3 separate regions of the Homo sapiens genome follow, and regions 1 and 3 are each linked to region 2. Evidence: chromatin loops called from intact Hi-C (ENCODE). Cell type or tissue: heart right ventricle. All regions are shown on one strand.

Evidence for each region. Peaks named below come from ENCODE experiments on the same cell type or tissue, not always from the same donor. Only the 100,000 strongest peaks of a DNase experiment are listed, where the experiment ranks them.
Region 1: a loop joins it to region 2, with 4 times the contacts of the local background. A loop is called at or near these places in 86 of 110 quality-filtered maps.
Region 3: it touches region 2 in a loop (4-fold over the local background); 66 of 110 quality-filtered maps call a loop at or near these places.

What each region holds. Positions count from the first base shown.
Region 1 is chr13:97,105,876-97,113,875 of GRCh38, forward strand. No RefSeq gene overlaps it. Among named protein-coding and RNA genes, the nearest start is that of LINC00456, 70 kb to the right of the region's middle. RefSeq lists a silencer at 4,128-4,307. In heart right ventricle, a CTCF peak has its summit at 4,209 (motif pointing right); a DNase peak (open chromatin) is centred at 4,186; H3K4me3 peaks cover 504 bases; H3K27ac peaks cover 1,317 bases.
Region 2 is chr13:97,356,042-97,364,041 of GRCh38, forward strand. It overlaps MBNL2 (muscleblind like splicing regulator 2), which reads left to right. Exons shown (of 9, transcript NM_001382683.1): 6 at 755-808; 7 at 1,441-1,594. It also overlaps the pseudogene RNA5SP37. Among named protein-coding and RNA genes, the nearest start is that of RAP2A, 74 kb to the right of the region's middle. RefSeq lists a silencer at 3,679-3,748. In heart right ventricle, a CTCF peak has its summit at 3,613 (motif pointing left); a DNase peak (open chromatin) is centred at 3,626; H3K27ac peaks cover 1,889 bases.
Region 3 is chr13:97,018,565-97,026,564 of GRCh38, forward strand. No RefSeq gene overlaps it. Among named protein-coding and RNA genes, the nearest start is that of OXGR1, 28 kb to the left of the region's middle. In heart right ventricle, no CTCF peak of the experiment used is centred here; no DNase peak of the experiment used is centred here; H3K27ac peaks cover 162 bases.

The DNA.
Region 1 (8,000 bases), 250 kb before region 2:
TATGTGTGGCAGGGAGGCCTCAGGAAACTTACCATCATGGTGGAAGGTGAAGGGGAAGTAAGCACCTTCTTCACATGGCGGCAGGAAAGAGAGAGCGGTGAGTGAAGTGGGAAGAACCCTTCATAAAACCATCAGAGCTCATGAGAACTCACTCACCATCATGAGAACAGCATGGGGGAAACTGCCTCCATGATCCGATCACCTCCCACCAGGCCCATCCCTGGACTTGTGGGGATTACAGGTTCGAGATGAGATTTGGATGGGGACACAGAGCCAAACCGAATCACCCCTGGAGTGCCACAGATAGGTCACATGTGTGGTGTTGGTCCCTTCAGTTCCTAGGGTGGTGCCGGAGGAGAAGAGGGGAGAAGCCTGGATTCAGACCTCTATAAATGAAGGAGCCTTTATCTATAGAGGTCAGAATGTGACACTCATGACACAGGGGTCTGCTACTTTCTCCTCTGGGTCCGGTGATGGCACTTGCTGGTGTTTCCAATAGATTCGATGCTCTCAGTCTGCTTTTAACTGGAAAAGAACATGATTCATTCATTCAACAAATACTTACTGAATTCCTTATTGAAGAAAGGAGATGCCTGGGGTAGCTGGACCCCCATGCCAAGGCCACTGGCCACGTACAGCCTCGTCTATGTGCCCCAGCATGTCCTGTGAATGTTAGCGTGGGGCATCTGGGGTGAGTTTGCACAAGCTTGAGAACACTGATGGCCACCATGTCAGCAAATACTCTGTGTTGTTATTATTTCTTACTATTTTTAGCCATTAGTACTTCTTAAATAGATATTTCTTTAGGCGGGAAGTCAAGGAAAGCACTGTATTTTCAGGCTCTGCAGAACCTAGCAGTGGTCCTGTCTCTCTGGAGACTGGGGTCTTTTCCGATTTTTAAAACAGGAGAGAAAGGGAGCACATAGTAGTAGTAGTAGTATGACTCTCAGACAATTTAACAGGAAATTTAGTGGTAGAATTTGTAGTGGTAATTGTGGTAAGAATAGTAATTAGTAGTAGAAGTAGAAGTGGTAGTAGTAGTAACTATCTTTCCAAGGCAAAAAAATAGGTAGGATTAAATATCTGTATTAGGGTTCTCTAGAGGGACAGAACTAATAGGATAGCTGTATATATAAAGGGGAATTTATCAGGGAGTATTGACTCACACCGTCACAAGGTGAGGTCCCACAGTAGGCCATCTGCAAGCTGAGGAGCAAGGAAGCCAGTTTCAGCCCCAAAGCTGAAGAACTTGGAGTTCGATGTTCGAGGGCAAGAAGTATCCAGCACGAGAGAAAGATGTAGGCCAGAAAACTAAGCCAGTCTAGTCTTCCCACGTTCTTCTGCCAGCTTATATTCTAGCCTTGCTGGAAGCTGATTAGATGGTGCCCACCTAGGTTGAGGATGGGTCTGCCTTTCCCAGTCCAGTGACTCAAATGTTAATCTCCTTTGGCAACGCCCTCACAGACACACTCGGGAACACTACTTTGCATCCTTCAGTCAAGTTAACACTCAATATTAACTATCATAATATCTAATCTTATATTTTCCATATGTGGGCCCCCAAGAGGTTAGAGGCCAAAGCTTGAAGCAACCAGGTACAAACAAGAAATTTTGTTTAAAATGTAAAGGAAATGTTAAAAAAATTAAACAACATTTTAGAATATTGTGTTTCATCCTAAAAACCCATGCAAAATTTACTTGCTACTTCATAATATTTCTGTGTCATCTCTCCCTTCCTCACCCCCCAAAAGCTGTGAGTTATAAATGTGCTCCTGGGGCCAGGTGCAGTGGCTCACGCCTGTAATCCCAGCACTTTGGGATGCCAAGGCAGGTGGATCACCTGAGGTCAGGGGTTCGAGACCAGCTTGGCCAACATGGTGAAACCCCATCTCTACTAAAAATACAAAAACTAGCTGGGCATGGTGGCGGGCGCCTGTAATTCCAGCTACTTGGGAGACTGAGGCGGGAGGATCGCTTGAACCTGGGAGGCAGAGGTTGCAGTGAGCTTAGCTTGTGCCATTGCACTCCAGTCTGGGTGACAAGAGGGAAACTCTGTATCAGAAAAAAAAAAAAAAAAAAAGTGCTCCTGGAACATGGGCCAAGTTCATCCTGGGACTTCGTGACAATCCCTCCTGTCCTCTCCTGCCCAAGCCCTCGGGGGCTGCACATTCCTCAGCTGAAGAAGAAACACTGCCTGTTGGCCCAACTTGATTCTTACATAGTTTCTTCTCTGGATGGTATGATATAAAAGTCAAACCACAGAGGTTCTAAGTTAACAGAGAAAATGGTGAAGGGGACCAAAAATAAAGAGAAATGATTATTATTGTTATTATTTTGAAGTGAATAGGAATAGGAGTTTTCTCTGGGCTAGCATGACAGCATTCGGGGGATGGAGCTGGCCTCCTGGTATCTTGCTGCAATATCAGAATGGTGGGGAACCCTTGCCCTGACAGCATCGCAGACTGTCAGTGATCCATCACTGTTTATCATACTCACATTAAATTATGCTTGGCGTGTACTATAAGTCTGGAAACCCTGCCAGATTCGGTCTCTGGCTGCAACGTGGCTGCCTCTGACTAAGGAGGCTTGATGGGTATTTTATCATCTTTTTAGAGATGGACGTCGCTTGGGCCTTCTTAGGTAATGCGAGGTATGGTGTTTCCATGAGACCAGAGTAGCTCTCAAGGTGTGATATTTTTCTAGGGGAAGAGCTCTGGGAAAGGGGCTCATGTATTTTTGGCCCTAGACCTGACTTTTTTTAGCTGGCGAATGTGATAAACAGGCTGAATCCTAACTTTCTGTTGGCTGCCCTGATTCTGCGCTGACTCAGCTTTCTTTGTGGCTTCCTGCCAATGCATGTAAGGTACCATCCAAAGTCTGGGAGAAGATGCTCAGTCATCTTTTTATTGTTTCTAGAGAAATGTCCTTAGTGAACAAATAGCCCTGATTGACAGCCATAAAATAAGAGAATTATATCATATAATGTCTACGGTGCTTTCCAGTGTGTGCATTTTTAAACTTTGAAATTTCCAGTTAAATTGAGAGGGAGAGATGCTTCATAGCCCCACAAGAGGTGGAGAGGGGGAACCTTAAAGTATTTCCTGAGCTGAAGTTTCCAATGAAGCAGAAGCATGTTGTAAGTCAGTATCCAGACTAGACAAGACTAAAGTGTCCACTCTCTTTATATCAGAGAGGAATCAAACTAAAACTTTTTGAGGGAAGGTTCAGATTGAGAGTTAGTCTGCTTAATAAGGGATAAATGACCCCACCAGCTCATTAAGTGGAACCTCAGGGACTCACCCTGGAGAATGTACAAATGTGCATCTCTCTCTCCTGGACCCTGATGAGCATAGGATAAACATGCTTAATTTGTAATATTCCTTTCTCTGCAACATAAATGACGTATCTTGGGCAGGCAAGGCTGACCCTTTGATATATTTCACCCATGGTAGGATCTTTAAAACATGAAAGTTTGTTCAGAGACCACAGCTCTAAGCCTGTAGATCATTTTGGAGAGGATGGAAGCCAGGTAGCCTTTGGCAGGGCCCCTGGCATGCTTGGTGCTGTCTTGCTTGATGAGAAATGTGTGGTTCCACCGCCGGGGGTGGGCGGGGGGATTATCCAACAATTTATTTCTACACAACAACGGCACATGAAAAAAAAAAAAAAAGGCTTGGCTCAGAATGTGAGAGCTGAAATGAACCTTCAGGGTCACCTCCATCAACCCCTCTCTCCGCAAACAAAGAACACCAGGACCCCACACGGCTAAGTGGGTGGGTCCCGCTCCCATAGCTAATTAACGGCAGACTCAGGTATAGAAACCTGGTATCTGTAATCAAAATGGCCCTAATTCAAAACCTGGTCGGGCCACTCAGTAAGCCATGTTCCCCTCGGTAATTTATCCAGTCCCCCCTGAGCCTCACTTTGCTCCGCCACAAAACAAGAATGACCCTCCTTGCTTTTTAGGGCTCCTCTGCAGATTAAATTCATTAGCACCTCGAACGTTGGAAAGACACAATATTTTCTTGCCCTCCCCTCCTCTTATCAGCTTGAATCGATGCGTCATGAACTCAGTGATTTCCTCTTCGCAAGCCTGCTCTGGATGCAGTCTGGTGTTACATAACCGGCTGGCTGAGGACGCAGGTCCCCTGGGCGCTGCCGGCGCGCTGTGACCAGACACGCGGGCGCGGGTGGGGGGTTCCGTCCAGCAGAGGGCGGCAAAGGACGCCCGGCGCGGTCCCACGGCCCTGCGGGCGAGCAGCAAGCTACTGCGTTCCCTTCGGGAAGGCCTAATGAGCTCTTCCTGCACCGTGTTCTTTTCGGTAGAAGCATTTTTCCTGCCTCACTTAAGTGAGTACACAGTGTTTTGGCAACTGCCATGTGTCCATATTTTTTTTTAGTTTTTGCTTTGTTTGGTTCTGGTTTACTTGAGGGGCGCTCATGACATTTGCTAAGCATTTCCACGCTTATGGTCTTCTCGCAGTTTGATGTCTCCAGTGCCCCAAAAGGAGTCATTTTTATTCCCAATTTACAGATGATGACGGCGATATTCAGATAAGTTTAGTGACGTGGCAGAAGCAGATGCCCTTTCTAAACCAAGGAAGGGGCTGGGATGAGGAAGGGGAGGTATTTAATTTGACCGTTTCTGCCTCCTTCTGTCAGACATATTCGACAGGATTTATTCGGTGCTTGAGGTAAGTCAGGTACTTTTGTAAGTGCCTGGGAACATGAAATAAAAAGGAGGTGGCAAGTCTTCAATTTAATTCGAAAGACTGCATAATTTTTTTGACCTCTGAAAGTGGTTTGGGAGGAGGTAGAGGCTGGGTTTCCTGCAGTGTAGACAGGGTCTGTTACACCCGCTCCCTCCCAGAACTGCTGGATCCCAATCTGCAGTTTCACAAGCCCCCAGGTGACTTATCCACACACTTTAAAGTGTGAGATGCGCAGCCCTGGAGGGCACCCAGGAGCTCCATTCAAATATTTGGAAGGCCAATATTTGAAAGAGTAAGTGTATTTGTTTTGTTTTGCTCTAAAAGATAGGTTTAAGTTTAATTAACATAAGCCACAAGAAAACGAGATTTCCAAATCCTGTAATGAACAGGGGATTTGGAGTCGGGCCTTCTCCTAAACCTTACTAGCTTGTTACTAGTTGCCAGGTGAGTTGAAGCTGGAGGGACTTGGCGAAACTTCTTCTCTCTGATTCTTATGACTCCTAAGATGGGAATGTTGTTCTCTAGCCCCCACTGGGTGACTGCTGTTGGCTTTTCCCCATCGAATAAGATAGGAAATTTGAAAGTTGTAATTATTAACTGCCCGGGTCAGAGATAGAGCGCTCTGCTCTGTGAGGTAGTAAGTGGCTCTTCACACATTGAGGGACAGTGCAAATGGAGGTGGGGATGTATATTTGGGGCTCTTATGAAATTCAGTATGGTTGGGGCATGTAGTGGGGATGGAGGTGGAGGTGAAGAATGCGAGAGCTGATGGCACAATTAGGACTAGAACCCAGAAGTTCACTCATTTCATAGTTATTGTGTTAGAAGTAAGAGCAGTCCCCACAATGCCCCACCCTTAGTTTGGCTCCCCCGCTCCCCCCGCCTTACAGACAGGGTCTTGCTCTGATGTCCTGGCTGGAGTGCAGTGGTGCCATCATAGTTCACTGTAGCCTTGAAACCCCCCTGGGCTCAAGGTGTGAGCCACTACACCTGGCCTGACGCCTTAAAACTAATGCTAGATGACATCTGCTTAGTTGGGAGCATCACAGACCACATACCAGGGGTGTCCAATCTTTTGGCTTCCCTGGGCCACACTGGAAGAGGAAGAATTGTTTTGAACTACACATAAAATACACTAACACTAACAATAGCTGACATGTTAAAAAAATAAAACAAACTCATAATGTTTTAAGAAAGTTTAAGTATTTGTGTTGGGCTGCATTCAAAGCTGTCCTGGGCCACATGCCACCCATGGGCTGCAGGTTGGAAAAGCTTGACCTGGATTCTTCTAGCTAATTGTGAGTATAGGAGAAGGCCGTCTGTTTACTGCTTCTGGAGCCCTCTGCGTAAGTGCAATTAGGAACGAGTGGAAACAATGAGGAGGGGAGCATAAGAATAGCTTGGTTGTGACCACTGGAACCCAAAGCAGCACTTGTCTTGTCAGCGCTGTGTTATCAATCAGGAAGGCAGCCGTGGCTTCTCCCGGGAGGCAGGCACCAAGATGAGGAAGCCTGAAGTTCTGGGCCCTGCAGAGTCCTTTCAGTGCAGGGGGGCAGAGAGAAGGAGCGTGAGGAGACCCACATGGGAGGCATGCAGGAGGCCCTCTGTGTATGTCTATGGAATGGGCCCCTCAAGGAGCCGCTAAGCAGCGGGAAACTCCACCCACTGGCTTATTCTCACCCCTGGGCTCCTCCATCCCCTCACCCTTCATAGAGCCCAAAACAAAGACAAAACTTGTGCCAGCTTCAGAAAGGTCAGTTCTGATTTAGACCTTTGGTCTGACTTGAATGGCATCTCTTAAATACTGAGTTAATTAAAGAAAGGGCACAATCTACAGAAACCCATTCTATCAAGTTCTGCCTCAGAGAACGCCCGTTAGCCTGACATAGGATGTTTCCTTAGTGTTGTCGTTGCCTGTTGTTGGGCCCTCCAGACAAGCTCAGCGCCGTAGTCGCTCCATGTTCGAGCTCTGTTTTGTAAGCCATCTAGCATTTTGCTTCCAAGGGTGGAAGGCTGGAGTGGCAGAGGAGCTGAGAAATGTAATATCAGCCAGTGAGGAATGCAGACTGGAACCTGAACCGTCTTTGGTTTACATAGTCTTGGTTGAAATGATGTGGTCATTTATCTCGATGGATGTTTATCCTACTCAAGACAGTTTCTTCCTAAACCAGGGCAAGACTTTCCCCCTCCCCTCCTTTCTCCACTTCTCTTCTTCCATCCCCTCAGCATTGAATCCTTCCAGTGCCCAGGAATTCCTCCAGATCCTATACGTTCCAGAAACAGGCAACCTCCTGCTCATTCAAGGAATGCTGGAATTTAATACTGTCTGTGCCACCTTTTTTTTTGCCCTGAATGACTGAATGAGTGAATGAATGAATGAATCACATAGAAAACACCTTGTCGTTTCAACTTAATTCTGAAAATACATTCAAATGTATTTTTGTGCTTTTTGCTGAGTTTCTACCTGAAACAGATGCCCATCCTTTTCACACCATTGGCAGTTTCGTGTGATTTTATTTTTTCCCTTCCTCAGATTTCCTGGTTACTTTTTTTTTCAAAGCATGAAGCTGTAAAAAGAGTGTGGGATTTGGAACTGGGCTGCCTGCATATTAGTCCCAGACTTGCCCCCGACTCGCTGACAAACCCTGAGCACGCCACTCACCCTGTGAGCCTCAGTTTCCCCACCAGTGAACAGAGACCCAGCCAAGCTCCCGTGAGTTCTGTGAGGATGTACAAAAAAGAGCTTTGAAAAGGTGACATGCAGATGACTCTCTTTCTTTTCTTTTCTTTTCTCTTTCTTTCTTTCTCTCTCTCTCCCTCCCCACCTCCCTCCCTTCCTCCCTCTCTCTCTCTTTCTCGCTCTTTCTTTCTCTTTCTCTCTCTTTCTTTCTTTCTCTTTCTTTCTCCTTTCTTTCTTTTCCTCTACTGTGTCATCTCCATTTGCTTTCTCTAATGTTCTTCTCTTTTCTCTCCTGAAAACTGGCATTTTAAAAACTGTTGCTGTTGCAATGAGTACTTGCCTTTTAAAAATCTTCAAGTTGCTAAGCAGCGTCAGCCCCCCCTTCCCCTTTTGTGCAGCCTGGTTGCCATAGTATCATCTGAGCATGGTAACAAGAGGCAAAGAGCAATCATTTTTCACTAAATAGGGCTGGGCAGACAGATAAACATGCTGCAGTGTTTCCTTACAACCTGTCTCGAGGAAGGGGGGATGCTGCTCTGTAGTACACAACTCTGTTGCTTTCATCAGCCGCTACCTTGGTTTCCTGTTGGCTGAGAGCGGCTCTCCTC
Region 2 (8,000 bases):
GATGATGGAATACAAGTGGGGAATTCTGGAAACTCACTATTTAAATTCAAGGCACTAAATTTGGAACTTTAGTCCACATTACAAGACTCGCACTAGCAGAGTGAAGACAAGAATTGAGACAATTATCCACATGATTCAGACAAAAAATAAAGATCCAAACCCAACAGTTTCGCCTAAATAATCTTGTGTTTGAATATTTTTTTGCCTGAATTTTTTGTCTCAGTTCGCCACTTCATTTTGTTAGGCCAGCTATGAATTTTAAATTATTTTTATGAAAAATTTCAACTTGGGTCATATCCTTACTCGATGGACTCATTATTTCATATTTGAAAACTAACTTATCAGAAGTTCTTCGATCCTATGGCCCTTACAAATTTTGCATTTTTTTTTCTGAAGCAATATAAAAAATGCTTATGGTGTGTATGCAAGCTGCTGTTTTAATTAACTTTCCTGAATTTCAAACATCTATATTTTACTCTCTTATATGCTTTTAACTAAGGTATAGTAGATGCATTTTTGCTTCAATACTAATTTAAGGTGTAATATTCATTTCTTTAGAGAACATTTTTGTTGTTGTGCATGCCTAGTGTTTTGTACGTTGTATATTGCATTCAGAATATTTTTTTCCTTCTCACCTATCCACAATGCAATGCCGTTCCCATGATGCACCTCTGCTTGCTGTTTACCTGTATGTTAATTCGCTTGAATCCCATTGGCCCACTGCCATCATGTGCTCGCTGCCTGTTATTAAAAGACTCAGTCGACTGCCAAAGCAATGAAGCGACCTCTCGAAGCAACTGTAGACCTGGTACTTTGACCTTTCACCTTTCGCTTTGCATGTAGCTTTTCAGAGAACCATCTGAGATTTGTATTACTTGTAAAATACTGGTTGCAAACAATCATTATTATTAATTTATGGAAAAAATCCAATAAGGTGTTTAGCCATCTCATTCTCATATGTAATCTGTGAAATAAATTAATCCTAACAAATTTTAATACCTTTTCCAAAAGAGTGAAGCAAATTTAAATTATTTGACTCAGAAAATGTTCATTATAATTCGTATTAACCTTTAAATTCAAGAAATTGCCATTTAGTTAAAGAAAAGAATAGGTATTAATAATAACACCAATGCTTCGTCCCCCCTTAGAATAGTTTAACTCATTTTAAAAGCTGAAGCCATTTTTTTTGTTGTTGTTGCTTGATAGTTTTTCTTTTCCTTAGTTGAGATGCTACCGTTTTGGGTTACAGAAATCATGCTTTCGCTCTCAATAACAAATTCTCACTCATTCGACATTGCCGCTGTTTAAATTAAGGTGCATGGCAGAGGCATCTCCTTAGCTGTCATTTTTAAAAAGAATGTTGCAATTGATGATCTCTGTGAACATGGAAGGTGTGTTTGCTTTAAGTTAGACATATCTTATCGAATTCTTCATTTCTAGGCCTTTCCCCCTGGTGCTCTTCATCCTTTACCAAAGAGACAAGCACTTGAAAAAAGCAATGGTACCAGCGCGGTCTTTAACCCCAGCGTCTTGCACTACCAGCAGGCTCTCACCAGCGCACAGTTGCAGCAACACGCCGCGTTCATTCCAACAGGTATGTGCCCTTACTGCCCTACGTCCTGTGCCCTTCTGGTCATGTGCTTTCTTCTCATTTCTCTAAGCTGTTTGGTGGCATCTAGTTTGCTTTTGAAGGTATAATACAGTTTGAAATTCATCGTTGTCCTAGCTATCTAAATGTATTTACCTTACTTTGAATGATAGCTAAAGACTGTTAGGATTCTAAAGCCAAATATTTGATAGATTGAAGAGACAGATTTAACCCATGAGAAACAGCAGTTAGGGCTTTTGGTTTCTTGTATTTGCACAAGCCCTGTAAAATTGTTTATGTAAATAAGACCTTTTATGTGTGACAATTGAAATTTGTCCTTAACTCTGAATGACCTAAAAATAGCAATTCCAGTAAATACTAACCATTTTTTTCTATTTCTATTCAGAGCACTAAAACAATGAGGCTATTCAAATTAAAGCAATTCTCTACTCATATTTTTATATTCATTCTATCTCTTTCTCCATCCTTCTCAACTTTCACCAAGTTCACAAGTATATAGAGCTCTTATCCTCAGTGTCTAAGCCAATGCCTGATACTATTACGTACGATGTGCATTAACTATGATTCCACTAAAAGATCCATTGTAATAGTCATAGAATCTTAGAGTTTAAAGGACTCTTAGTGATCTCCTCATCCAGCTGATTGTTTTACAGATGAGAAAACTGAGGCCCCCTAAATGAGAAGTGACTTTCCAAGGTGCCACAACTAATGAGAAAAAGAACTGAGTTTCCCTGTGACCAAACCCATTTACATCACATTCTACCACCTGGGCCCGCCTATATATACACATTCCACAGAGTTCTCCTGAAAAAAGAAAAAAGCAGATAAAAGTGAATTTTTAAATAACTGACCCCAAAAAGTCAGATAAAAGTAAAAAAACAAAAGTATAAATCATGTCATCCCTCCCCCATTTGCACCGACATCTCTAACCACAGACACACACACGCACACCATACGCAAAGATAGTCACCATAATTGACCATGTTTTTCACCTTTTAGTCAATGTTAGAAGCAAGGGGTAACTTAAGTCCTGGTGGGAAGACCATCCATTGAGTTCTTTGAAAGTCAACATTTTTCAGCCCACGATAGTGAAATGAAAGTAAATATAAATGAATAACAATTCTAACAAAAAGAGTTTTTTGATTCAAATCCATTAGTTTGAACTTTTCGAGCTTATTATCCATTTCCTTAAATCCCATAGCTTATCAGAGTTAACATCAGAGGGAGGTAAAATATTTCTGTGATATTCTTTGTATAAAATCTACACTTTGAAATGGATTAGTAACCTGTGAACAATACATATTTTAGTTAACATATAAATTATGTGAGCAAAGTGGTTTTCAGTGTTTTTTTCTTATTTTAGTTTTGAACCTGTCTTAAACTCACAGACTTGTAGAAGAAATCTCTAATTCAGTATTTATTAGGAGTTCACTTTTGCCCTATTACAGCCTTAATTAGTGACATCCCAGTGCTGTTACAGCATAGCAGTGTCTTAATATGTAATCTAATTGAAATAACACATTTGTAAAATAATTACTAGAAGGTAAACTTACGTTAATGTCCTGTGTGGTTTCTACAAAGTGTGTCATTGTAGACCTCTTGGCCACTAGATATTTTAAGATAAAAAAAAAAAAATTAAGGAAGAATATACTGAGGGGAAAAACGTAAAAGGAGAAGCCTGTTTCTGAAGAATGGATGTTACTGCCATTACCATGTCCTGGGAATACCTATGAAGCTCTGGTGCTAAGCCTGCCAAAAGAATCTGAAGCCCTCCAGCACATGTTTAACTCTCAAACCCAACAATGACTGATTTGTTAAATCACTGAAAGAATCATCACTTTAAAATGTTTCACCTTTTAAACATTTTAAAGCAAGGATAAACATTTCCAAAGCAAGGATAAACAACATCCCTTACGCAACGACCTGATTTTTGTTGATGAAATGTATCTCATGAAGGACCCATACGGCTACATTGGCTGCTGTGGTTGTGTACTTCCGCCCTCTGGTGGATTCTTTAAGAACAGCTTAAGTGTGTCTGGCAACCCTCAATACAGTGGGCTTTGGAAGCCAAAAAGTGGGTCCTAGCGCACCAATACAGTGACTAGAAGGGTTTCCATTTCTTACATGACATGAATATCAGAGTGAACAAGCATGTGGATCTAGTGTTCTGAAATGGTATTTCAACTGCTAAGAATTTTCACATTTCTCTTAAATGAGGAAAGAGAAAATAATTTTATTAAAAGGAAATTAAAATAATCTTTCTCCCGCTTAAACCCATACCAGGAATTTTATTGTTCATTTTAGCTTAAGTTTTTGCTTCTGATTTTCTTTCTTATAAACCCATTTTCAACTTTATTTCTAAAATGATAATGGTAATAATCAATCATTGTTCATCATTGTTGGTTTGAAACCTCTGCAAATCAAGTGAAGATGTTCAAAAATAATTATTATAACTTGGTACATAGAGGACCCATTACTTTTAAATGAACAGATTTTGATTTTTCTATAAATGTTTTACGTAAACATAAATATGAAACAAAAATAGCATTTTTGTTTTAACCATTCATAGTTAAAGCTTTTGATATGATACTAAAATTCTCCCATTGACACAATGTGAATTTGGATTTTAGGAATTCTGCCTCCAGGTTGCAAAGATATTAATATAAAATTTTATGCAAAATATGAGAGTCTTCTCCCAAACTATGCTAAGATAATTATTGCCCTGCTTGATGGCCTAGCACATTTGCCATGGGTGGGAGTTTTCTTTTTTTTTCTTTTTTCATTGGGATTATTTTAACCAAGTAGTTAGACTTTTTCTTTTCTATGTTAGGAAAGTGGCAAAACCACACACACTTACAAAAATAGCAGCATAATAATTCTTGGCATTTCTCTGACAGGTTTATTCTAAGTTACTGTAAGTGTTCTTATAGACATTATCTCATTATTCTTCAAGATGTTGCAGTTCTGTTAGTGGCAGGCACGGTTATTTGCATTTTGCAGATGGAAAAACTGAGGCTGTGTCTACACCGCAAAGTGGAACTACCCAGATAATTCTGGCTCACAGATACGACAGCTGAAATATTTGTGCAACTGAAGCAGAAAACATTTGAGAAGTCTTTGTTCATAGAATTGGTGCCTAGTGAAGTGCTTCAGCTGATCAGAACAAAGGCAACCCACAGAAGCCTTCCTTGATTTATTTCATTATACTGGAAGTACAGAATAAGTAGAACAGGGGACAGTGCCCAGATACAGCCTAATTATGAGAAACGTGTAAATGTTACATCAGATTATCACATGACTTGGTGAAAGATTGATCAGTGTTTAGTGGCATCTGTATCTGCATAAGCACAACAAAATTTATTCCATTCAATTCATTAAAACATACCTTGAACCCGTGGTATGTTCTGGGTTCCAGAGCCAGTAATGAGAATACAAAAGAGTTCATAAAGAGGTGAAAACCAAATATTATACAGAGGATGAAGGAGTACCTGAGGGTCTGGGCAAAGCTATTCGAGAGTGAAGGAGAGGAGACAATGAATTCTGCCTTCAGCATGTGCACCAGGTGGTGGTTACGAAGGATATGGAGAAACAAGACTTTCTGAAGTAGGAGAAATTTGCCTAGGAGTTTGAAGAGAAGCAAGATTTTATCAGTGGGGGAAAAGCATCCCAGTTGGGACATGGGAAGAGTGTACTTGAAGAATAGAAAATTGTCCATTGTAGCTATAACATGAAGTACATACAGGGTATATGCAGAGAGTAGAGGATGGGAGTGTTGTACAAAGGCAGAGATGGGGCTTGCTAAGAAGATCAGGACCAGAATCTGGCATTAAGGGAGCCACACATGCATAAGTTATGCATTTCCAATATCACATCACTATTAGGCCACTTAGAGAGAGAGGCTCATGGAATTAATTTGGTTAAGGATTTCAGCCACATCCAGGACTGAAGCCAAAGTAACATGACTGATCCTAGCCCAGTGTGGCTACAGGAGCTGTGGATTATTTGCAATCCCAATGATATTCACATGCATGGCACAGCAAAGCTCTCCAAGACACCCCCCTCCACACTGGAATGAAAGAAAAATAAGAGCGGATTTTTATAGGCGTAATTTTTTTTTTTTTTTTTTTTTTTTTTTTTGAGACAGAGTCTCGCTCTGTCACCCAGGCTGGAGTGCAGTGGCATGATCTTGGCTCACTGCAACCTCCGCCTCCCGGGTTCAAGAGGTTCTCTTGCCTCAGCCTTCCAAGTAGCTGGGGTTACAAGCGTCTGCCATCACACCTGGCTAATTTTTTTTGTATTTTTCGTAGAGACAGGATTTTACCATCTTGGCCAGACTGGTCTTGATCTCCTTGACCTTGTGATCCACCCACCTCAGCCTCCCAAAGTGCTGGGATTACAGGCGTGAGCCACTGTGCCCAGCCATTTTTTTATGAGTACAAGTTGAGTGCCCCTTGATCCAAAATGCTTGGGACCAGAAATATTTCAGATTTTGGATTTTTTTTTCAGATTTTGGAATATTTGGATTACATTAACAGTTGAGCATCCCATATTTGAAAATCTGAAATCTGAAATGCTCCAAGAAGGATTTTCTTTGAGGGGTATGTCAGCACTCAAAAAGTTTTGGATTTTAGAGCATTTTGGATTTGGATTTTCAGACCTGGAATGCTCAACCTGTACTATGAATGAAAAAGTAGAGTTCAGTGAGATTAAAAATAGAAACTGACTTGATGGCATGGGGAGGTAGGTAAAATAACAATTGAGCATTTTCTAAAGAAGTGACATATACCCTGAGATCTGGAAGATGAAAAGAGTGGGGTGAAGATTATTCTAGGCCAAGGGGACAGCTTGTGGGAAGTTCAAAAATAGGGCAAATGTGTAATGTGTTCAGTTCAAAGAAAAGAAAAATTAATCTGTCTGGAGCATGGTGCCAGGGAGGTGTAAGATGGCCTGGGGAGGTAGTCAGAGACTAGACCACACGGGACCTTTATCCTAAAAGCAATGAGAAACCACTGAATGGTTTCCAGCAGAGGAGTGGCCAGGCCTGCATTTGGAAAGATCTACTCTGCCAGAAGCTGGAGAATGAACTAAGGAGGGACGAGAATGGAAGCAGGAAGACCACTTAGGATGTTATCACATAGCCAGCCTAGAGATAATAGTGACCAGGACTTCAGATGTGGCAGTAGTGATGGATGAACAGATGAATGCAAGCTGCATGCTAGAAGCAGGATTGCTTTGGCTGATTGGTCAGCTGGACCCAGGAAGTTCACAAGGGGAAGGGGTGTGAGGCATAACTTTCAGTTCGGTCTAGAGTTCTAGTTAGATGGTGATGCCCATCAGGCATCTTCTGAGGTGTAGAAAGTTTCTCCCATCCAAGTACTAACCAGGCCCAACCCTGCTTAGCTTCCGAGATCAGACAAGATCTGGCGCCTTCAGGGTAGTATGGCCATAGACCGAGGTGTAGAAAGTTTCTGTGAGAAAGATCAAAGTTTGTCCCTGTTACATTTGAGACACTTATGAGACATCCAAGCAGAGAGGTGAGGAGGGCAGTTAGAGGAAAGGACCTGGAACTCTGAGAAGAGATCTGCGTGGGATACACAAACATGGAAGCTCCTGGAATCCAAACCCATGAAGTGAATGATACACCACAGGAAATGTAGCGTAGATGAAAAGGACCCAAGACTGAGTCCTGAGGAACTCCAGCATAGAGAGGGTGAGGGAAGGAAGATCGTTCAGCAAAGTAGACAAAGGGAGTTGCCAGAAAGAAAAACTGTGTGTGTGTGTGTGTGTGTGTGTGTGTGTGTGTGTGTGTGTGTGATCAAAAATCTAAGGGAAGAAAGTGGCTTCCGATGGAGGGAAGGGCGGAGTGCTGAATGCTGCTGAGAATTAGGAACAGTGAGATGAGGACAGGAGAGTTCCTGCTGGCTGCAGCAATATGGGATTTTTCTGTGGATTGGCATTCACAATTTAAGTGCAAAGGTCAAATGAAAGCCAAATTGAAGAGGAATGAAGACTCAGTAGGGATAGGGAAGTAAACATTTATGTGTAGGTAGATTTCCAGAAGTTTGATTGTGAAGATGAGAGAATAGGGCTGGAGAAAGGTTTAAGTTGGATGTATTGGCACACATTTGTTGAAGAATCTGGCAGTAGCCCAGTTAAATAGCCCCCTCCTGACTAGGTCATGTTAGCTTGATCGAAATGTAGTTCAGGCAAAAAGTCGCCCTCCAGCGTGAACAGCTCCACAGAGAGAATAAAGACCTACACATCTCAAATTCTCCAACTAATATCTCAGAAGTCAGTTCTGAAACTCTAAGAGGGCACTCCTACATTTACGAGAAACTACTTCTCAGGCACCTACATGACACCCAGTCTTCAGTGATCTAAATCCATGTAT
Region 3 (8,000 bases), 340 kb before region 2:
ACAGGGTGGTAGTGAACTAAACTTGTTTCTCAGCACATGCAAAGCACTCTCTATTAATTCCTGGAAATAATTGAGAGAGAATTTGTAGAGCCTGAAGGTCCTGTACTAGCAGGTGGGACCAAAAGCGATGGAAATGAGGCTGATTCAAAGGCATTCTAAGCATCTCTGCTAGACTCTCCGAGAATGCAGGCATAAACCAGACACAGCCCTGGGCCCTGTGCTCACCCTGAAGGCAGCAGGAATGTGCAAGCTCTTCCGGCAAGCCAGAAAAATGTGGCTGTGGCGTTTGTACACCTTTATTCCCGAAAATATCCTATTACTTTTTGAAAATAGATTTAAAAGAGGGGTAGCCTTCTGAAAAATCACCATGATATTTGCTTTCAGTAACATTTGGATAAAATCATCAATTATTTGAGCCATTCCACGATCAATTACTAGGATGTCTGTTAAACTGCATCACCTATAGATGTATATATTAATTGAGGTTTAAAAAATACCTGCTACTCCAGAATGTTTGCTTATATACTCGCAAATTCTGTTGCCTAGAATGGTCAGGGAATATATTCTGCTTAAATTAGAAGACGTTGTTTTCTGGTTCATTAAGTAAAACTTTTCTAAGATCAATCAATACACTTTTCTAACTTGGTCCTGTGATTTCAAAAGCTCATTTGGCAAAAGGACAGGCTGTCGGTCTTTACCTCTGGATGTGGGTTACATTTTGGTCAAATTGGTTGGCAATAAGAAGGCAGCTGGAGGGTGACTGTCAGCACTAGGAGAGGAGCAAAGAGGCTGCCTTCACTTAAACTAATGTTCAAAATTATTTCCCATGAGAAATGCAAATTCCTAGGTCATAAATAGTTTGGAACTAAATGGTGATGCTTACTTTGTGGAATGATTCTCTAACAAAATAAAAAATTCACTGTGATTTCACTGCCCTGGCCTTTCAGCCAAATCTTTCTTCTGAGTTCAAACCCATACATCCCAAATGCCTAAAGAATATTACCATTCAGATGTCTCCAGGCATCCCAAACTCATAAGGTTACCAGAACACTCATTTAAAACTGAATTTCTTTTTGTGTGTACATTCCATAAGTATTCCTCTTCAGGACATCCTTAAACTAAAAATGTTCTCATTCCTTGCCTGAGATTCCAATTTAGCTGGATGTCCTATTATTTTATCTGACAACCTTACAAACTCAACATGTCTGAAATAGAACTTTTCATATTATCATATAAAGCCACTTCTCTCCCTCTGGAATTAGGAAATGGCACCACCACCACCCGCATGCCTTTCTCACACATTAAACCCATTCATTCATTAAATTGTTACACATCTGTTTAATTATAACATCTCTTAAAATTTAACAAACCCACCCAGTTTTTCTCTGTCTCTACTGAACCTCCCCCTGCCCCAGCTTGGCCATCATCATATTTCATCTTCACCAGTCTCCTTCTTTCTCCATATCATAGCCACAGTGGTCTCCCCAATCTACAACCTCATTATACATGAAAACCTCTACATAAAACCATCAAATGGCTCTCTAGGGTGACCAGTTGTTCTGAATAGTCCAGGACTATTTCAGTTTGGCACTGAAAATCCTGTGTCTTGGGAAAGTTCTCAGACCCAGGAAAACTAGAGTGGTTGGTGACCCTATTTCAAGTAAAGCACAAGTTCTTAGTCTGGTTTATAAGACGCTTTGTGCCTTTCCTGACCCCCTAATTACTTTATTAAATGTTATCTCTTGTCTCTTGCCTACTCACAATCTGTATTCCAGTGATGTTAATTTTCTGCCCATTACAAGAGAATTCCATCTAATCTTTTGCATCTCCAGGCTGTAGTACTTTCCTGTCTGAAAGATGTCCATCGTCTGGCTTCCTTTCTGCTCCTCTGGTCCCCTGTCTATGCCATCACACATTCTTCCTAGGTCCTACATGTTATTTAGGTTTAAATTTACACATTTCTTTCTCTAGAAAGCCTTTTCTGAACACTCAATATGTTACAGCACACCTCCCATGAGCACCCAAAGCTCCTGGGATTTAACATGGTAATTTCACTTATGTTCTTTATTATAATGACTATGTTTGTCTTTTGAAAAAAATTTTTAGATGTTATTGTCCTTTGCCATCAGATTCCCTAAGGGAAAGAACAATGGCTATGTTGCTGCGCATTGTGTTCTCAGCACCTAGTAGTGTGTCTGGCACATAGAAATTGATCAATACGTATCTTTTAAATGCAAAAAAAGGCAACTGAATGACAGCCCACTGGATAGCTCTGCCTGGTTCTTTCCCAGGCAAAGTCACCTCCTGTCTAGCATCCCCCTTCCCCCAACTCTCAACTTCTCAGCTTGCTCCTTCTTCTGCATTATTTCTCTAAATAAAGATATGCATCTCTTGTCTTGCCCAAGACAGACATCTAACAGGCATTCCTTTTTTATCCACCTCCTACCTTCCACCTCCAGACAATCACTACATTCGATCACTTCTCACTTTTGCATGACTCAAGAATTTGCTTACTTCTCTACCACTACCCTGGTTCTCCCCCATCATGAACAGAATGCTAATAACCTCCCACCTGGCTTTTTACCTTTTCTACATTTTCCTTTGTAGACACCAGTTTTCACACTGTGGACAAGATGATCTTTTAAAATTACTGCTGATCTTTTCAATTTTATCTTCCTTTACACTTTCCTTCCTTTTCTGGCCCCTCTCTTGGAAGCCTTCCTGATTACTCAGGGCTGGATCTGATGTGTTCCCATGGTGAGTGGTACATAGTCGTAAATGTTGCATTTATAAAATTATCATAAAATTACCTGGTGATGCATGTCAGCTTCCTCCCCTCCAAGGTTAATTCTCTGATGGCAGTCTACAGTTTATCACTTGCTTCACAGAGTCCAATGTCCAGTGCTCAATGGGTGCTTGTAGCACGAGTCAATGAACGGCTCTTTAATACAGGACATTCACTGCTTATCAGTGAATTATTCACATATATACAATGGAGAAAAAGGAACACTGATAAGGTTAAGGTAAACATCAATCGTATCATTTAGAATTATCAGACCTATTATTCTGATTCAAGTGGAAATAAAACTAGCCAGTTAATACTCATGTATTTACATAGGTAAATACAAAAGATAGTATAAACACAGAATTTTTGTTTGTTATTCTTTTTTGCCTATCTGATTTAAAAGACAGCTGTACATACTATGTCTGTGTTGATGGGGACACAATGTATAAAGACGTAATCTGTGACAATAATAACATAAAGAGAGGCAGAGCTATACACGAATGGAGTTTTCGTATACCATCAAAACTAAGTTATCTGCTTTCCAGGTGAAGTTTACGTACATGTGTCACTCAATTCAGAGATTCAGAGTGGAGGTAAGGAATGAAGGGTTCAGTCTGTGAAAAAAACCAATCCACGGTAGGGTTGAACATGAATCTTCCCTTAGTAGCGGTACTGCAGATGTGTGTTTTGCTTGCTCTGTTGCCACAGGCTGGAGGGCAGTGGCTCACCGCAACCTCCACCTCCTGGGTTCAAGTGATTCTCCTGCCTTAGCCTCCCGAGTAGCTGGGATTACAGGCACACACCAACGCACCCGGCTAAATTTTGTAGTTTTAGTAGAGACAGGGTTTTTTGTTGTCCAGGCTGGTCTCGAACTCCCGACCTCAGGTATCTGCCCACCTCGGCCTCCCGAAGTGCTAGGATTTACATGTGTGGGCCACTGCACCCAGCCCAGAGAAGAAAAACTTCTAAAGGGAATAAATCATCTCATCCAAGACTGATATTCTTATATCGTATGTAATATATTGTTACAGCTATTAGCATAGCCAAATTGTAACAATATACTACATATAGATGCTAAGCCATTAATATAAATGACTTGCTATATTGCTCTCAACAATTTGAGATTTGTCTTACTCAAGCTTTTTACCCCTTGTTCTAGCAGGTACATGGTTTTTATAATCCTTGTGGATTTGAAATCTAAGACATCAAAACTAAAGTCAAAAAGACATATCTAATACCAGAATAAAAGCACAGTCAGATGTCTGGAAGATGAATCAGATTTCCAGGTAACTGTCAAACACTTAGTCTTTTTTTAAAAGATGGGGAAAAAAAATTCACAGACCATAATTTTCTCTACATTAAACTTTTCTATGAGCCCTATAAGAGAAGAAAACAGCCTTGGAGAATCAAGATTATTATAAAGAAAACTTACCTGAAGAGAAAAGGATATCTACATAAGATGACTTTTAAAAATTAACACATCTGGAAAATGTATGTAAGTTACCTCTTTCAGAGAAAGAAATTTCAAATGACGTTTCTAAAAGAATAATAACTTTTAAAAGACCTGTATGCAAAAGACACACTTGGCACAAAATGACAGAGGAAAGTTGAAAATAAGTGGATAAAAAGGATATATAAGAAAATTAATAAAAGCAAGCCATAGTAACAGCAAGTAAAATATAATTCCTGATAAAAGGCATTTGTGGTAGATATAATAATGCCCCCCCAAAAGACCCTGTCCTAATCCTGGAAACCTGTGAATGTGTTACCTGTTATGCCAACAGAGACTTTGCCTATATGATTTAGGATGTAGAAATGGGGAGATGATTCTGGATTATGTGGGTGGGTCCAGTGAAATCATAGTATCCTTATAAGAGGGAGGCAGCAGGGTCAGAGTCAGAGAAGAGGATATGGCAACAGAAGCAGAGGTCAGAGGGATGCAGGACAGGAGCCAAGGAACACAGGTGGTGTCTAACAGCTGGAAAAAACGGGAAAATGGATTCTCTCCTAGAGCCTTCAGGAAGCTGGCAGCCTTGTTGACTCCTTGATTTTAGCTCAGTGAAACTTATTCCAGACCCCTGACCTCCATAACTATGAGGTAATAAATTTGTGTTGTTTAAGCCAGTAAATTTGTGGTAATGCAGAAATGAAAACAACCATTAGAAACGATTACAAACACCTCTATGCACACAATCTAGAAAACCTAGAAGAGATGCATAAATTTCTGGACACATACACCCTCCCAGGTCTGAGTCGGGAAGAAACTGATTCTCTAAACAGACCAATAACAAGCTCCGAAATTGAATCAGTGGTAAATAGCCTACCAATAAAAAAAGGCCCAGGACCTGATGAATTCGCAGTTGAATCATACCAGATGTACAAAGAAAAGCTGTTACCATTCACTTCTTCTGAAACTATTCCAAAAAATCGAGGAGGAGGGACTCTTTCCTAACTCACTCTATGAGGCCAGCATCATCTTGATACAAAAACCTGGCAGAGACACAACAAAAAAAGAAAGCTTTAGGCCAATATCCTTGATGAACATTGGTGAAAAATCCTCAACAAAATACTCGCAAACAAATTCAGCCAAAAAGCTTATCCACCATGATTCAGTAGGCTTCATCCCAGGGATGCAAGTTTGTTTCAACATACACAAATCAATAAATGTGATTCATCACATAAACAGAACCAAAACAAAAACCACATGATTATGTCAATAGATGCAGACAAAGCTTTTGATGTAATTCAACACCATTCATGTTAAAAACTCTCAATAAACTAAGTATTGAAGGAACATACCTCAAAATAATAAGAGCCATCTATGGCAAACCCACAGCCAACATTATACTGAATGGGCAAACACGGGAAGCATTCCCCTTGAAAACCAGCACAAGACAAGGATGTCCTCTCTCACCACTTCTATTCAACGTAGTATTGGAAGACCTAGCCAGAGAAATCAGAAAAGTGAAAGAAATAAAGGGCATCCAAATAGGAAGACAGGAAGTAAAAACTATCCCTGTTTGCAGATGACATGATTCTCTATCTAGATAACCCCATAGTCTCAGCCCAAAAGCTCCTCCAGCTAATAAACAACTTCAGCAAAGTTGCAGGATACAAAATAAATGTACAAAAATTATTAGCATTCCTATACACCGAAACAGCCAAACTGAGAGCCAAATCAGAAAGGCAATCTCATTTACAATTGACACACACACACACACACAGACACACACACACACAAACATACTACCTAGGAATACAGCTAACCAGGGAGGTGAAAGATCTCTATAATGAGAATTACAAAACACTACTCAAAGAACTCAAAGAAGACAAACAAATGGAAAAACATTTCATGTTCATGGATAGGAAGAATCAATATCATTAAAGTCGCTATACTGCCCAAAGCAATGTACAGATTCAATGCTATTCCTGTCAAACTACCAACAAGATTCTTCACAGAACTAGAAAAAACTATTTTAAAATGTATATGGTCCAGGCATGGTGCCTCATGCCTGTAATCCCAGTACTCTGGGAGGCTGAGGCGGGCGGATCACCTAAGGTCAGCCTGGCCAACATGTTGAAACCCCATCTGTACTAAAAATACAAAAATTAGCCAGGTGTAGTGGTCGCACCTGTAGTCCCAGCTACTGGAGAGGCCAAGTCATGAGAATCGCTTGAAACCAGGAGGCAAGGGTCGCAGTGAGCCAAGATTAGGTCACTGCACTCCAGCCTGGGCAACAAAGCAAGACTGTCTCAAATATATATGTACGTGTGTGTGTATATATATATACACACATATATATATGTATATGTGTGTGTGTGTGTGTGTACACATGTGTGTGTGTGTATATATATATAACCCAAAAAAAGCCCAAATAGCTAAGGCAGTAGTAAGCAAAAAGAACAAAACTGGAGGCATCACATGACCTGACTTCAAAATATACTACAAGGCTACAGTAACCAAAACAGCATGGTATTGGTACAAAAACAGTCAAGTAGATAAATGGAACAGAATAGAGAGCCCAGAAATAAGCCTGCACATCATTTTCACCTTTAAATTTGGGAAATGTACGGGAGGTAGATAGAATATTTATATCAAATAGAGAAATCATGTATTCTTTATGCCATTGATTATATTGTCAATAATCTTTTGTAGGATGATTTGACACTATACATGAAAAACTTATGGTTTTGTGTATCTTTTGAATTATGACTTTCCATTTCATGATTGTACCTTAAGAAAACAACACAAACATGAGCAAAAATTTAACTAAAAATATATTCCTTACCATATTGTTTATAAAAACTTAGAAAATGGAAATAAATATGCAACACTAAAAAGTTGGCTGAATAAATTGTACCACATTCATATAATAAAGTGTAATTTAGCCATTTAAATGATTTTGTAGAACATTTAATGTCAGAACAATGCTAAAGATTTTACTGGTCAGAATAAACTAGATAAATAGAGATAGACATAATGTAGTTTGAGAACAATTCCAAAGTTCTCAGTGCCTTACACAATGGCACATATAGAACCAGGTGACTCTTTGGGGCAGCTGTCCACCCTGTATGTGTTGGTTTAGCATTTCCAGATATTTCCCTCTTATGGCAAAATCTCTTTTTTTCCATCTCCGAGTTACAGCAAGAAAAGAGCATATCAGATCATCACTACTAGGGATTAAAATGCTTGTACTTCAAAGTAACTTATGTCACTTCAGCTTATGTTTTATTTGCCAAAGTCAACGGCCACATCAAACCTCAAAGGAGAGGGAAGTAAGTCATTTCATGCCCTTAGAAGTAGAGAAGAACACAATATTGATGAATAGTAGTATTCTTACCATTAACATGTATTGTTAAAAGTTTAATATAATAATACAACTTGTAAAAATTGTGTGTACATGTGTTTGTGTATGTGTCTCTACATGTGTATCTATTTGGATAGAGATATAGATAAGATAGACGTGGACAGACACGTGTGTATATAGAATCAACAGAAACTCTCTGGGTAGCAGGACAATAGATGATTTTTATTTTCTCTTTTTTATTATCTGTATTTTCTAAGTTTTTTGCAATGAGCAAATGTTATTGGAATAAGACGTCAGGTTATAACATTAAAAAATATACCAACAAAGAAACTTGTTGGATATATTTTATTTTCCTTGGTAAATGTACATAATATGTTTATAACCATTTGAAGTTCAAATTTTATGAG